2 separate regions of the Mus musculus genome follow, and region 2 is linked to region 1. The links are chromatin loops, found by intact Hi-C in ENCODE. Cell type or tissue: heart. All regions are shown on one strand. Links, peaks and the distances in the headings refer to the core of each region. The heading gives the core; the rest is flanking DNA. Region 1 overlaps Abca1 (ATP-binding cassette, sub-family A (ABC1), member 1). Region 2 has its middle 27 kb from the start of Abca1.

Region 1 (8,335 bases), core at 131-8,130:
CTGAGGGCATGGATGGTTCATGACTTTTGACCTTGATGTTGGGGGTGAATACTCAGTTCCTTGCGCTTGCCCAGTAGGTGTTTTATTGAGTGAGCCATCTTCCTAGCTCCAGTCTCTTGTTCATACTCTTAATCATTGCATTCTACATCAACTTATGAATGTTACTATTTCCATATTCTTTTAAAAACATTATTACACTTTATTTTGTATGTGTGTGAGGTGGGCTGGGTGTGAAGGGACAGGACAGCTTGTGGAAGTCATCCCACGTGTGTCTCATGGACTGAGATTGGGGTGCCAGGCTTGGTGGCAGGTACTGTTCTTGCTAAACCTTCTTGTTGGCCCCAACTCCATTTGATGTCTAAGAAACTGAGGTTAAGAGAGAACAAAGAAAGGGGCCAAGTGAGGTTCATGGTCACACAGGCAGGAAGTGTTTGAGTTCAGCCTCTCTGATAAGAGTCTCTGGTGCTGGATCAATTGGATCTGTGTTCCTCTCAGAAACATGGAAAAGAGTTTTTCAGAGAACTTTTTCCCCAACCACACATTCCACAGATAATAAAAACCAGGTCCCCGTCAATTCATTTGGTTAGGGTTAACTGAGTGACTGTCTTTCCCACGAAGCGTTCTTTGTCTTACCTAGAATAACTTGTCTGTTACTGGTCATCTACTTGTGTCTAGTCTCACAGTTTCCAGAAGATATGATCCTTTCATTGATGCTCTATAAAATTTTAGGTTTATTTATTTTTATTTTTCCCTGTGTCTCCATATTCCTTTCTCCTCTCTCTCTTTCTTTTTTGCAGTACTGGGGATTGAACCTGGGGCTTCTACATGTTAGAAAAACACTCTACCCTTGACCTATATCCCTACCTGTCTCCCCACCCACATATTTTGGTGAGATGAGTTGTTGAGTTGCTGAAGCTGGCTTTGTACTGTAATCCTCCTGCCTCAGAGCCCCAGATAGCTGGGATATAACAGGCCTGTGCTACTAGGCCTGGCTTTTATTAATTTTTTTCATGAAGTTCTGAATAGGCACTTGAGTGAGCTTTGACCTTTCCTTTACCTTGTAGCAGGTAGAAAAATAAAAGCAAAATAGTTTTATCTCACTCAGACAAATCTATAATACATTCATAAATATATGTGCCCACACATGTGCACACTCAGACACATCTTATGGGGCCACGAGTTTGGCATCTCAGTGTTCTTGTCAAAGTCACCTCTCTCTTACTATCTATTTTGAACACAGCAGCTCAGCTGATGAGAGAAGCTGTCCTTGGACATGATCAGATTAGAAGATCTGTATGGAGCATGTAACTCGGCACGGGAATTCCCATGGCTGGCATGTACCTTTCTCATGTAAGGCTCACAGTAGGTCCAGAAAGGTGGATGCTCTTGTCATTTCCTTTGGGTTTGTTTTCTTACTTATTTACTTTTTCTTTCTGGTACTGGGAATGGAACTCAGAACTTCATGCCTGCTGGGTAAGTTCACAAACCACTGAGACATACCCACAGCCTTTCTCTCACTACGTTGCCTGGAACTCATATTGTGGACCAAGGAGACCTTGACTTTGTGATCCTCCTGTTTCAGCCTCCCGAATAGCTGGGGTTACAAGTGTGGACCACTGCATCAAGCTCTGTGTCATCATCTCATTAACTCAGCTTCCCTCTGCTTTATTCCTGCTGTGCTTCCAGCTGTTGTTTACCTGATGCGGCTTGTCACTTGGGGCATGAAACCAAGTAGGCGGCTTAGGGATACCGTAGCCATCTTGACCCAGTCTGCTTCACATTCGTGTCCTGATTGGTCTGTCCCCTTCCTACTGCCAGATGAATTTACCTCTTCAAAATTGGTCATTTCTCAGGTCATATCAGCTCATTTTACATTCATGCATTTGTATTCATCTATCCATCATCCATCTGTGCATCCATCCATCCATCCATCCACCCACCCACCCATCTATCTACCCATCCATCCATCCATCCACCCATCCATCCATCTACCCATCCATCCATCCATCCATCATTCATCCATCTAGCCATCCATCCATCCATCCATCCACCTACCCAGCCATCTGTCCAGCCAGCCAGCTATCCATCCATCTATCCATCCATCCATCCATCCATCCATCCATCCATCCATCCATCCAGTGGCTTCACCCAAGATTACTAGCTGTATCAGTCATCTGGCTTGGTTCATTCTTTGCACTCTCCTACACAGCTAGCTGCATACAGAAGACAGAAACCAGCAAGGACAAAGCCATTGTGGTCTGTCTTCATATCACTTCTTTTTTCTTTCCCCCCTTTCCTCTCCTATACCTCAAATCTGTGATAACCAAGAAAATCCCTAGAGGGAAGATCTGTGTTCTTATTTTTTCCTGCACATTGCTCTATAGTGCAGTAAGACTGCCATTTTAGTGACAATTAATATATTACCATTTAATAAACATTTGTCCCTAGCCAGTTGCTAATTGCTCAAGTGTATGAATACGTCTCTTATCCCCAGGACTTTAAGGTATAGTGGCATCTTATGGCCACACAGCTAATTTATAGCAAGAAACAGCATTACATTTTGGGCTTTATGGTCCTAAACTTCTTTTTGCCTGCATAGTTTTGTTTTGAGGCTTGGACTTCCTGTGTAAGCACGGGTGTGGAACTTACTCCGTAGCCCAGGCTGGCCTCTAATTTGCAGTTTACTGCCTCTGCCTCCTGACTACTGACATTACAGATATGCACCACCACATCAAACTTGGTTAGATTTTTTTTTCTTTTTTTAATTCTCAAGACCCAATTCTTGTCCTTCACAGTTCTGGTTCATTGTGCTGGGGGGTGTGGCCTGGGCTTTGGGATTTTTTAAAATTCCCAAGTGGGCCTAGCAGCCTCCAAGGTTAAGAGCCATCATACCACACACCTTTGTCTTCCTGTGTGTGTATGTACTGCAGCTGTCAGCGGTGATAGGACAGCAGCAGATAATGTGTGCATATCCACGTGACCAGACTGCAAGTTGTTTGTAGCCAAGGCTCTATGGCCTTCCTGCATCATCCCCACCCAGCATCTGCCACATTATGTTCATGCACTGCCAAGGGCTGTTGGCTGTTTAACCAGCTTCTTTGGTTTCTGTGTCTCATCCAGAGGATAGGCAGTTGGTGTTTGATCACATCCAGCTGTTTATCTGCAGCGTCTGTTGACATAACGGAAGCATCATATAAACATGCTAAGTACATTTGCTGGTCTCCAGAGTGTTGCTGGGTGACCTAGGTCCTTTCAGAGTGCAGTCTGGGTCAAACCTCCCACACTTCTGCTGCCCTGAAGGAAGGAGCTGTTCTGAAGTTCCTACGTAGGATGCTGTGTACTGCTGTGGCTTTGCTCAGGAGGAATTTGTGTTCAACTGGCTGATCTGAGTGTTAGGTCATAGATTTATTCTGTTCTATCAAGGTTCACAGAGCTCTCTTTTGATCCTCATTTTTATAGGTAAGGCCATGGAAGTTTAAGTAGGTCAAATAAACTTAGAAATACATGGATACAGAGCCCAGAATTTGGTTTCCCAGTATGAGGTGTGTGTGTGTGTGTGTGTGTGTGTGTGTAGAGCATTGCTCATATTGAAAAAAGTGCTCTATTGAATGATCTATTCTCCACCTCTTCTTTTGAGATTTATGTACATACACAAACTTAAGTATTGTGTGTTTGTGTGTGTGTGTATACATACACACATACATAACTAATTTATAAGCATGCCTGCCTTTTCACCTCAAGCTTTGGCTGAAGCCTCTCTGCCTGTCTTCCTTCCTTCTCCTTACCCCCCACCATGGGGATGCTGGGATGTTCTAGATGTTGTTGTCTTTGAAAAGACACTTGTGGTCAGGGTTCTTATTTCCTCCTGGGCTATAGCCTAGAGATTTGATGCTCTTGCCCTCCTTGGTCTCTTCCTGGACCCACTAATCTCAAAGATCCTTCTGAAGTCTTTCTGGTCACCTCATCTAGCATTCAGTCAGGTGTCATTGCTGGAGCAGTAATTTTGTACCAGGCTTTGTTCCAGGTATTTGGAACACTAAGATAAAAGACCTATTCTGCATTTTTATAAGTTAGAGTTGAATGCAGGCTATACTTAAGTAAAATAACATTTCATAATATATGGCTTCCAGACCCGCTGTATTGGAAATGTGGAGGCTGCTTATTAAAATGGAGATTTGTGGGTGGTCTACCTTAGAACCCCTGGTTGTAATCTGAAGGAATAGACACCCAGAAACTAGTTTTTGTGTGCCTCTTAAGTGAATCTTAGGTGTTCTGTGGGTATGGCAACTCAAAGAATTGAGTTCAGTGGTAGCAGTGTGGGGTCTTGTACGATGGAAACACCAGGCAGATGACAGATGGCTGAGTGCTGATTTCAAGGAGGGACATTGACAGGCCTCAGATCAGCTGTGGCATAGTATGAGGAACCCTAGGATAAAACTATAGATGAGTTGAGGAGAATCACTGTTTTATCAGCTCCGTTCAAAATTACTGAAGTTTGCTCCATGCTGAAGATGCCTGGGTCATTTGTATCTATTAAGAATCTGCTTGGACTGTTTGTCTCTACGAAGGGAGACCCTTTTAGATCCCAAGAGAAACGGTTTCATCAGTGCACACTGCAGTCTTGTTTTCAGATGGAACCCCTCTTCGGGTAATTGATTTGAGTTTGTAAAGTTTGCCCTCTAGTGGTCAGCCACTTGGTCCCAGATGAGCTTGGTTTTGTTTTTGTTTTGGGGGGGTGGTGGTGTTGGTTTGTTTTAATTTCAAAAAAGAATTCGGGTTATTAGAAGTTTAAAGGGGTAAGGAAGAAGAAAGATGAAATAGTCAATAAAATAAGGCAGGAAAATGGTTGGTGTTTCAGGCAGGCACCACTCAGCATCTGCTCAGAATCCTCTTGCTTTACAGATGATGGGGCCCAAGGCTCAGAAAGGTGCTAAAGAAATGAAATTCAAGTGGTACTATCATACCTAGCCTCCAGCCAGAGACTGACGTTCTGAATTCTTGGCCAGTGCTCTTTTCTATTTCATGCCACTGGAGTGAAGCCTTTTTTCGATGTACTCGGAGAGCTTATTGTTTAATGGGAGTTGGTACTTGGAGAGCTTATTGTTTAATGGGAGTCGGAATGAAAGCCTTTAGCAGTCACTGCATTTAGTAAAGCAAAGGGTGGGATTTCAAACATACGTTTACATATTTTTCTCAGTGTTTGGAGGAACTGGACTTTATAGTTCTGAAATCCCAGGTTTTGTTCTGAAACCAAGAAGAGACCATGTCTATTTAAACACCTCGATATGCTCACAGGACTCCCCTGTGATTCTTGGAAGTGTGGTCCCAGGCAGGCAACATCAGCACCACCTGGGAGCTTGTTAGACATGCAGCTGCTGCAGCCAGAGCTGGCAGAAGCAGATGCTCTGAGACTGCTGTCCAGCCGGCTAGCTGAGGCAACCCATCAAGCGATTCTGGTTCACAGAAATGTTAGCGAGCCATTGCCTGCTGATCTGGGAGATTAGCCCCTGTGGCTTGTGGAAATAAGGCACTCAGTATTTTCAGTGCTAGCTACGTGAGGCGGCACTGAGGAGTCAGGAGCAGCAGGGCTCATGTCACAAACCTCAGGTAGGATGGATGAGATCATTTAAAAGGGTTGGTTTTTCAATTGGCAACAAGGAAAGACCATGTGTGTAACAACACCACTGTGCTGTTGGACTGTGGGAGCCCACACTGAGTGTGGCTCAACATGTCATCAGAAAGCAATCTTTTCATGTCTCTGCCAGCGAGACGGAGCTCCTGAAACTCACTTCTCGGTGTATGTAAGCCAGAAGCCTGTGGTCACCCATCCGTTTAAAATGAAGCAATCAATATTCTATTCTCCACCTTCCCCATAGCGGTTGAGTCTTTTTTTTTTTTTTTGAGTTATTAACTGTAAACAAACACAATTTTCCAATAGATTTGAAGCTCCAGGATTTTCTGGTGGACAATGAAACATTCTCTGGATTCCTGCAGCACAATTTGTCCCTTCCAAGATCTACTGTGGACAGCCTGCTGCAGGCGAATGTTGGTCTCCAGAAGGTAAGCTACTACCTTCAGCTAAATCAGTGGGGCCTCACTATTACCCTGTTGGGGGCCCTGGAAAGAAAGAAAGAAAAACCCTGGCCTTTGAAAAAGCTGTGAAGGAAATGGTCAGGCTTCAGAAGTTTAGTTTCATCTCATTTGACTCGTGACTCTGGTTGTCACAGACGAACCCTACAGTGAGTGGGGTGTGTCACCCAGCATCAGGGCCAGTATGCTGAAAGGAAGTTGATTTCTGTGTCTGTCCTTTGGCATTGTAATGACTCCCCCCTAAAGGGGTTATATTTTCTGTTAAGGTGAATTAAGAAGCTTTTTTTTTTTTTAAATGTTGTTCTGAAATAAGAGCCAGAGACGTAGATTCTTAAACTGGAATCTATCACAAAAGATTAAATGAAGCACTTACTGCTTTTTAAAGACAGGGAAGCTGCATAAAGAGACTTCTGATCAACTTTTAAGTGTATGTAATATTAGTGTTTACATAGGCTTTGCATCTTAGGGTCCTAGAGAACTTCTTCGCCATCATTTATTTTTGTACCACTCCTGGGCAGAGTGCATGGCTATATGTTGTTCCCCCGAAAGCTTTTTCTTCACTTTATTCTCTGGCAGAAAGGAGAATTGACCCCATGTACAGCCTTTCGGCTCTATACTGGCTTGACTTTACAGTAAGCAGAAGTCATGGGCGGGGCTGATGATTGAAGAGGGCTTTGCTTCACATGGCTGAAAATTTTCCAAGTTAGAAAAAAGAAAATGTGCTTACTGCATGCTCTTATGAAACTGGGAAAATATGTCTTGTGTTTACCAATTGTGTGGCTGGGAGGTGGGCCAGAGGCAGCAGACTTTCGAAATCATTTCATTTAGCATAATTTCCATTGCCCCCTGCCAATTTCATATCTGTTGCATGCCATCAGTTTAAACTAAGAGGCATCCAGGGAAGGTCTTTGCATGGTAATTTGAGTTTCAGTGTCTTAGGGGTTCTTCACCACAGCATGGTGACAAGGACTTATGGCAGGAGCAAGCTTGGAGTGTACTTGAGTATCTGGCAGTCAGTGACAGGCGAGTGGACGACATGGTGGCGCAGATTCCCTTCACTGTTTGCGAAACTGCATGGGAGTTGAGAGGCTTTGGTTTCGCCCCTTGCGATGCTCTACAGGTTTCTGTGACCAGAATGGACTGCGTTCAGTTAAGCTGATAGAGGGGTTGGTAATATTGTAATAAGCCATCCATTCAACAAATACTGTTCTAGGGTTATAGACACAGGTACGAGCCTTGTAAACCAAGGCAGCCCCATATTATTGCAGAGGTCTCTCTCTGCTGGACAGTGAGACTCAGGTATGAAAAAGCACTACTTATTTAAACCTAGGAAGGGTAGCTAGGTAGGAGCGTATGGCCAAAGAGAGTTTCCTGGGGTTTGCTATGAAGAACAGGTGAGGATGACGTAGAAGTACTTTACAGTTGAGTTGATAGAGGCCCACTTTTCCGTATTCTTCTTGGGGGCAAGTAAAACAAAACACTCACAATTGTGATGTTCCTTAAACATAGCTTTATGCATTTGTCAAGTATCTAAACCTACAGATTCACGGTATAATTGTTTCCATGAGGCAGCCTAATTTCAGCGTCCAATATCAATACATTTCTGGAAGAGTTAGCATAACCTTCCTCTCATAGTTCCAGGGGTTTAGACTCTGGGTTTCCATTAGCTGAGTCATGTGTTCCAGTCGCGTTGAGAAAAAGACTTGCCTTAAGGATTTCCCGGTGCTATTGGGACAAGAGAGTGGGATGCATTGAGTCAGCATGCAGTGTTGGAACATGGCTGACTGTGTCCGATTCATCCCAAGGTTCTTTCCTCCATGGGTGACTGCAGTAGTGCTTTGCTTCAGCTCTTCCAAGATGTACTGAGGTTACACTCCCCCCAAAGTGTCTGGGAGCCAGCCTTCCATCCTGATAATTTTTTCACAGCTCTGTTTACATCCAACCCTTCCAGGTATTTTTGCAAGGCTACCAATTACATTTGGCCAGTCTGTGTAACGGATCAAAATTAGAAGAAATTATTCAGCTTGGTGATGCGGAAGTTTCTGCCCTCTGTGGTCTACCGAGGAAGAAGCTCGATGCAGCCGAGAGAGTACTGCGCTACAACATGGACATCCTGAAGCCAGTTGTGGTGAGTGCTGAAGGTTTGAGAATGAGAAATCTTTTCCTGGACTGCACATCTTGTTTTTGTAGAAACTTGGGCCTGGCTGGAACTTGGTGATATAATTTAGCCCAGTCATACTCTGGG
Region 2 (8,335 bases), core at 262-8,261, 75 kb before region 1:
TGGCTAAAGAAGTAAGTCCTCTTAACTGCGGAGCCATTGCTCCAACTCAGAGAGATATTAAATACTGCTAATCAACAAATATTGACTCTTCTTATTGATAGTGGGATCCTGAATAGGGGCAGTGACTAGAGGGGGGAGTTTAGTGTTCAGCATCACCCTCCTACTCGAAGAGTCCGTATTTAAATGCTTCAGAACATGGCATTTCTGGTTTATACATTCTTTGCCCATGTGTTTGTGGGTCTGCATTCTGCCCTGCTGCTGGGGTCTGGGCACAGCTTCTGGGGAGGCAAATCTCGGGCAGTGCTTGACTATGTTTACCCTAAGTCACTGCCACCCCATCGGGTGCTAGGCTTTAGGGAAACACTATGCACCCTTCAAGGGGTGGGAAAATGCAGTCTAAGATATGGGCGCTAAAGCTGGGGTTTTCTGACTCCCAGACATACAGTTGCTGCTGGGTGCCACACTGAGGAGTTGGAATGAAGGGTTGGGGGTCCATGGCCTGAGACAAGCTCCTGGACATTCAGGTACCAATGGGTATCAAAGAGCTGGGAACAGATTTGTGGAACCATGGGCTAAGGACAACAACGAACCCAGGGCTAGGGAAATAGGGAACTCTGGCTTCGCTTTGTGACTGTCCTTAGCTTAGCAGCGGTTGTCTGGAAGTGCAGAGAGGCCTTCTATGGGAGATTTAGGCTGTGGCTCTGTAGGCAAAGGCCTTCTCTGTGCTCCCTACAGCGGCAGTTCTCGATGAAAGAGACAGTCCATGTTTATCTGTACTGTTTATGCACAGCCACTCCTCAGAGTGGACCAGAGATTAAATATCTTTTGTAGGAGAAACGTCTGTAAAGGGAAGCTTATTGGCTCAACCATCAGGACCTCTTGGTACCTCATTAGCATGGAGAACTCTGTTTTTGCCTATGTGACCAATGTGGGGTGTGTGGCACATGTTCCAGGCCAGGACTCTGGCAGGGACCAGGGAGGCACCTACCATCTCAGGTGAGTACCCGAGTGCTGGGGTCTCAAACCCACTCTACCAAGTTTCCTGCCACCGTCCACTGCCCCACATGTGTTATTAAAAATAACTACCCCATTGTTTCTTTTCTTCCTTATTCCCATTCTCTTCTTTCTTCTCTTCCAGCTTCCTTTCCATCCATCTACCCATTCTCTCAATATTTCCTGAGCAGTTTTCTTCTGGTTTTGTTTGTTTGTTTGCTGAGTAGTTTTCATGGCCAAATTCCCAAGGCTACTTACTGTAGTCTGGGAGTGAGGAGGTGTCCTCGTTGGTTTTATTTTCAACTTGACACAACCAAGAGCCACCTAGGAAGAGGAGACCTCAATTAAGGAGTTGCCAAGGTTAGATTAGCCTTGGGCCACACCTGTGAAGAGTTGCCTTGGCAACGTGAAAGGAGAGCAGAATAAGAGGGTAGACGTTGAGTCCAAAGGGATATCAAGGGAGGGATTAGAGACAACCACAGAGTAAGCAAAGCATCTGCCTTCAGGAGGCAATGAGGCACATTGAGACAGAGGAGCCACACCCACTTTCTGGGCCAAATCCTTTTTGTCTCCAGCTTGTGGAAGTCTACGGTCTTTGCCAGAAACTGTGAAACTTGAGTTCCACCAAAATGAAGAAAAATGTTCAGACATGTCATGCAAGACTCTTTCAGGGAGTTTTCAGTGAATAGTTGTAGTCAGTCAAATGCCACCATCCAGTAATAGTTGCCAGTTTTCATAATCAAACTTAGAACGCCTACAATAGCTTAGCTCTACAAATGAACCCCAAATGACATAGGACACATAATAAAGTGTAGAAGAATCAGACAGTCCACAAGAACTGCCCATGAATCCAGGGGAAAACAGTGATGAAGAAGAATAGGAGTTGGGGGGGGGGCGGGGCATGTATGAAAACACCCAATTCCTAGTCAGATACAAAAGCTGAGGCTAAGTAGTATATGAAAAGCAGAATGTACTAATCAGGTTTCTCTCTTGGCCAAAACCAAGAGGGAGGGAAGTGTTTACTTCATCTTACAACTCTTGGGTCACATTCCATCCCTGAGAGATCTCAGAGCAGGAACTTCAAGCAGGAGCCTCGGGGCAGGAACTGAGGCAGAGGACACAGAGGAACGCTGCTTCTCAGCTTGTTTCCCATGGTTTGCTCAGCTTGCTTTCTTATACAGTCCAAGGTCACCTGCCCAGAGTGGCATACCCCAAGAGGACTCGCCCCTTCCACATCAACCATTCATTGAGAAAATGCCTCAGAGGCCCACTCAAAGATGTCAGTCTGACTGAGACAATTCCTGAACCGAAGATCCCTCTGCCCAGGTGACTCTAATGGCTTCACGTTGACAAAAACTAACCCAGACAAAGCTGAAGTTTTTGTACCCAAAGCATCAGGTACATGATGAGAATGCTCTACTGGAAGCATCTATTCCTTCACACAGCACGTTTATAGGGGCAGAGCGGAGGGCTGGAGGTGGTATGTGCAGGAGCACAACTCACCATAGACATCTCTGTGTCACAGAATCCCATTGTAGAAGCATCTGTTGCTTTCTCAAGTTCTTGATTATTGCACTTATTAAATGTATCTGAGGATACAATTGTTAAATATACTTTATCATGAAATATATAAATAAGTAAATGCACTAAGAAATTAGCAATAGCTATTAAAAATACAGCTTTTTGAATATGGGCAAAATACCAAGGCAAGCTAAAAAAAAAAAAAGGAAGTATTTGGCTGACTAATAGTTCTGAGTTTTAGAATGTTCTATTAAGATCTCAAGATATTTAAATACTAATGATATTTGCTCCTACATGTTGTTGGTATTCTGTCATGTCCTATCTTTTAAGGCAGTTACACATCTAAAAGTCATTTTTGAAAGATGTCTGATATCGGGAATGAAAGCAAAACTAGTGCTTACCAGCTAGAAAGGAGGATGGAATTGGCAGAAAAGGTAGTTGGGTCACCAGAACACTATCCTCAGACGATAAACTATAATTCACTGTTTAAAATCTTCTATAGGGAAATTACTCTTTCTAGTGTAAAGTTCCATGATGTAAACATCACCAAAAATCCAGTTGCTTAATAGCTTTCTCCACCAAAAACCAAAACAAAGCACGACCTGACCCTTTGTAGCCAACTCTGTCTGTCGCCCTCAGCCCCTGGAAACTGCTATTGTCTGTCTCTCCAGCTTGGCCATGTTTTTCCAGCAATATAAAAATGGAATCGTACAGCCACACAGGAACTCTTTAGTCAAGGAATTCAAAACAAAACCAAGCAAAGGGAAACACAAGGCAGAGCTGCATTTCCTAAAATTCTAGGGAAGTGAAATTCCCCATGTCAGATACTTCACAGCTCCCTAGTGCTTCTGTTTCCTGAGCAAGGTGGCTTTGGCTTTGGCGTTGCCTTTGCTGGGACTCATACCAGATTGCTTGAAACACTGAAAGCAATTGCAGCTGCTTCCTGTGTGGCCTTGAAGCGAGTCTGCACTGAGGATATCACTCTGTGGTATGCCTGCTGTCTGTGAGAGAGCCATTGTGGTGTTTTCCTAGCCATTTTTTAAAAACATCATCTGAACCGAAGAGGAAAAAGCGTTCCCTGGGGTTCAATTAAGATTTTCCTGAAGACAGCAGATAAATCACAAAACTAAAAGGATCTCACATTAGAAGGTCAGCTTCCTGCGGACAGGAATCTAAAATTCCTGAAACACAAAATCACAAGGTACACAAGAGAAAAACTGAGGCTGTGAAAGTGCAGGGACCCACAGACTTGCGGTGCTGCCTCTGTGAGGCAGACAGAGCTGTCCTGGGAACATAGTGAGGGAATCATGGTGCTTTGCTGCTCGCATTGCAGCTTGCTTTGTGTTTTTGTCTTTAAGACCTGAAGCTCCTTCCTGACCCTCCTGCCTTCACCTCCCAATAGCAGGGCTTACAGATGTGTAGGCTGGAATCTAGGCTGCACCTGGCTCTCTCCATCTTCCTCCAGATGGCCCTTACTCACCCATGCCAGGCTGGGAGAGCTGCTGTCTGGCTGTGTTCTGTCTTGACGTATTTTCTTTCTGGAATGTCATCATCTTAGCTTGTTTTTTTTTTTTTTTTTTTTGCTGCTCCCATATAATGCCACAGATTGAATAATTCATGAAGAATATTTCGTATGACTCTGGAGGCTAGAAACCACAAGAGTGTTTCTAGAACCCAGCAAGGTCCTTGGTGCAGTGTCTTAAGGTGGCAGAAGGGCAAGTGAGTGCAGGGGGGGAGGAAGTTGAGCAAAGTTATCATTTTATCAGGACCAGATAACCGGGCCATAGCATCAATCCATTCATGAGACCAGAGTCCTTATTACCTAATCACCTCTTAGTAGTTCCGCCTTTGCAGACCTTTTGCACTGGGGACTACGTGTTCAGCACACAGAAGTAGGGATGTCTCAAGCAATATTCATACCGTATCACCCATTTGGCTTTTTCCTTCCAGTGCATAACTCACTTACATCAAAGCACTGAGTGACTGGTGGTTTGGACTCTGCCTTTCTGCTTATCACCAGTGTTAGCAGTAAGGGTGCCAAGGGAAATGGCATCAAATACAGTGATGAACACGTGGCATAATGGCTCTGGGATAATATCCCCATATTTCCTTACCTCTCAAGTTATGATATAATCAGAACCCTGGAAAATGCTTGTACATGTGCTATTTTGTTGTAGATAGGGTTTTATGTAGCTAAGGCTGGGCTAAAACTTGGTATTTATTTATTCGAGGATGAATTTGAACTGACTCTAGGAAAGACATTAGTGAACTGGAGCAGATCAAGTCAGCGTAGGCATAAGAAGTTTACGGTGTGAAGAATGGGAAAGACAACTATGGGTATGTGGTGGTCTGAACATAGCCCCGCTAGACTCATACCCTTGAATGGTTGGTTATCAGGGAGTGGCACTACTTGAAGGGGATTAAGAGGTGTGGCCTTGTTGGAGGAAGTGTGTCACTGGGGTGGGCTTTGGGCTTTCAGAAGCCCAAGCCAGTCAGTGTCTCCCTCACTTCTCCTGCTGCTTTCAGATTTGGATGTAAAACCCTCAGCCACTCTGGCCCCATTTTTGCCTGCCTGTCACCAGACTCTCTGCCATGACAGTACACTGAACCTCTGAATCTGTAAGTAAGCCTCAACTAAATGTTCTCTTTTCTATGAGTTGTCATGGTCATGGTGTCTCTTCACAGCAATAGAACACTGACCAAGACAGCCTCATGCTCACACTGAGCACAAGAGAGGAGAAAATTTCTGGGAATAGGAGGAAGGATAGAATAAAGAGCTTCCCAGCGGTATAAACAGGTGTGTCCAGAAGGAGCCCGAGGACTCAAGATATGAAGGGTACAATGTTCTATATTAGTCATGGCTCTTCCCAGAGTAAAGGTGAGGTGAGGTGAGGTGTGTGTGTGTGTGTGTGTGTGTGTGTGTGTGTGTGTCTGTGTGCATACACGTTCACACATGTGCATTTGTATGAGTGTCCAGAAAAGAATGTAGTGAGAAGCTGTCCCACTAATCAGAGTAGCTTCCCCTGAGGAAGAAGGAAATCTGTTTTCATGTTTACTCTTGTTGCCTGCTTTGGACAGTCCTTGTGACCAGAATTGGAGACACAATGTTGAACAGAGCTAAACTATGCTCAAAAGCAGCTCATAGTCTAGAGAAGGTAAGCAGACACTGTGGCACAGGCTAGCCCTCTGAGAACCTGAGCCGTGAAGTTACTCCAACATCAGTGAAGTGAGATGTCTATATTATCTATTTTTAGAGTGGAGGGAATTACTTTTTACAGAGATTAGCTTGTTTATTTGCATTTTATTAGTTCCTTAAGAATTTCATAAAATGTGTTTTGATCACTTTTACCCTTCCCACAATCCCTCCCAGATCCACCACCTTCCCTACCCACCTATCTTTATGTCCTGTTCTTTCTTTTTTTTTTTCAACTCACCAACTTGAATTTGTGCTGCGTATGTGCTCTTGGATGTGTGACCTTCCACTAGATCACGGTTGACCTAACAGGGGTCACGTTATGAAAGAAAACAGACTCCATCTCTTCTCCAATCACAATCAATTGCCAATAACTCTTCAGTTAAGGGTGGGAACCATATTCAGGTTCCATGCTGGGATTCTGTCTGGCTTGAGCGTGGGCAGACTTTGTGCATGCGACACGGCTGCTGTGAATCCAATGTGCAGATGCCTTATTATGTCTGAAAAATACTGCTCTCATCATCCACCACCTTTGACTCCTAGAATATTCCTTCTCCCTCTTCCACAATTACCCCTAAGCTTGGGGAGAAAGGGTGTGATACAGACGTCTTGTTTATGGCTGAACATTCCACAGTTTGCACCTTGACCAACTGTAGGATTACGTGCTAATCATCAAAAGAGCTTCTCTGATGGGATTTGAGAGATGCATCCATCTATGAAAATAACTATAAGCCTTTAGGAGTTACTTTTAATACTATGTCTATTTATTAGCAGAATAACAATAGCAGGGGCTCCCTGAAGGCCCATGACCTGTCTAGCCACAGGTTTTTGGACCAGTTACCATGCCAGGTATAGATTTCATCTTGTGGAGAAGACCTTGAACTGAAGCAGAAAGTCGTTGGTTATTCCCATGACATTTGCACCACTATTGCACCAAGTGAACATATCTTGCCAGGCAGGTCATTGCTGCAGAGCTCAGAGTTCACAGCTGGATAAGACTGATAGTGACTCGAGTTCTCTGCTATCCTGCATGGCACTTCCCAGCGTTGTGAGGCTGAACTTCTATGTCCCTCCTTGAACTTCCTCCTCTGCCATGCCCTCCTATCCCAATTTTGGAAGCTATTCAGTATATGGCTTTCAAATAATACCTTGTGCAAGCCCAGGCCATTTGCAAAGCTTCCTTGGAGAGTGCTGTGTGGCTTACGGGGCAGATCAAATCAGAAGGCATTTGGAATTCCTTTCTACTCATGCCCTAAGCAGAGGAGCTCTGTCTCTCCCTGTCTGACTTGTTCTTTATAGTTACAATTATGAAAATTAGCTTGAAGGTGATGTCCTGCTACTGCTTAGCACTGAGTCATGATAGTGGGTGTCGTGGAGGAGACTGTATGGTGTGTAATAAGCACTGTGCTTTGCCTGACTCGATTAAAGGAATACTGTTGTAGTGTGTTCCTGCAGTGCCTTCATTAGAGACTATGAAATTAATTCATTTTGAGATTTATTAAAACATCAATAAAGAAAAAAAGTCACATGTGATGTCTCTCCCCACTTCATTCTAAGACTTTCCTTCAAATGCCTAACATTTTCAAATTTCCCAAGAAAGAGAACGTGCCCTGATCATTTTTTGTTTCTCAGAAGTCCGGCACTGTGCAACTCTACAACAACATTTCAAATGTTTGCAGAGTGTGTGAAGAAGGAAGGAGAAGCAAAGCCCACTGACCCAGGACTCATCTACTTGATTAGGGAAAAACCAAATAACCTTACTAACCCGGGAAGCTGAATATAGAGATTATGGTCATCAGTGTATAGCTGTGTGCCACTTACTGATGGGGATGCATTTTAAAACACGCCTCATTGGACGATTTGGCCATTATGTGACTATTATAGAGGGCACCTGGGTGATATGTCAATCACTAGAAATGGCCTCTTGAGGGAATTGAGAGATGTGCTAAATATAATTTGTGCAAGGCTGCTGTTGGCTTCACCTAGAATACAGAATTTGGCATACTCATTTTTAAATAAAACAGGAGGTAACTCTGCCTTAGTTAGGGTTACTATTGCTGCCATGAAATACCACGACCAAAGAAACTTGAGGATGAAAGTGTTTATTAAGTTTACATGTCCACAGCGCTGTTTGTCATAGAAAAATATGCAGACAGGAACTCAAACAAGACAGGAACCTGGAGGCAGAAGCTGATGCAGAGGCCATGGAAGAGTTCTGTTTACTGTCTTGTTCCTCGTGGTTTGCTCAGCCTGATTTCTTACAGAACTCAGGACACCAACTCAAGGATGGCACCGCCCACAATTGGCTTGGTATTGCCCCCGTCAATTACTGATTAAGAAAATGTCTTATGGAGGCATTTTCTCAACCGAGGGTCTCTTCTTTCTGATGACTCTAGCTTGTATCAAGTTTACATAAAACTAGTCAGTACAAATACTAAAATAATTATGTAATGTATACATCGGTTGTCTCAATTACTGTTCTATTGCTGTGATGAACCACCATGACCAAGGCAAGTTTTAGGAGAAAGCATTTTGTTGAGGGCTTGCTTATAGTTTCAGAGTATTATTAGTCCATGACTATCATCATATAGATTGTGTGGCAGACAGGCAGACAGGCAGGCAGACAGG

The links. Hi-C counts contacts between places; a loop is a spot of excess contacts. Peaks named below come from ENCODE experiments on the same cell type or tissue, not always from the same donor. Only the 100,000 strongest peaks of a DNase experiment are listed, where the experiment ranks them.
Region 2: a loop joins it to region 1, with 5 times the contacts of the local background. A loop is called at or near these places in 6 of 42 quality-filtered maps.

Annotation. Positions count from the first base shown.
Region 1 is chr4:53,106,889-53,115,223 of GRCm38, reverse strand. Abca1 (ATP-binding cassette, sub-family A (ABC1), member 1) reads left to right here. Exons shown (of 50, transcript NM_013454.3): 6 at 5,939-6,060; 7 at 8,042-8,218. Among named protein-coding and RNA genes, the nearest start is that of Abca1, 49 kb to the left of the region's middle. In heart, for the core only: a CTCF peak has its summit at 4,683 (motif pointing left); DNase peaks (open chromatin) are centred at 3,133 and 6,843.
Region 2 is chr4:53,182,387-53,190,721 of GRCm38, reverse strand. No RefSeq gene overlaps it. Among named protein-coding and RNA genes, the nearest start is that of Abca1, 27 kb to the right of the region's middle. In heart, for the core only: no CTCF peak of the experiment used is centred there; DNase peaks (open chromatin) are centred at 3,411 and 3,871; H3K27ac peaks cover 686 bases.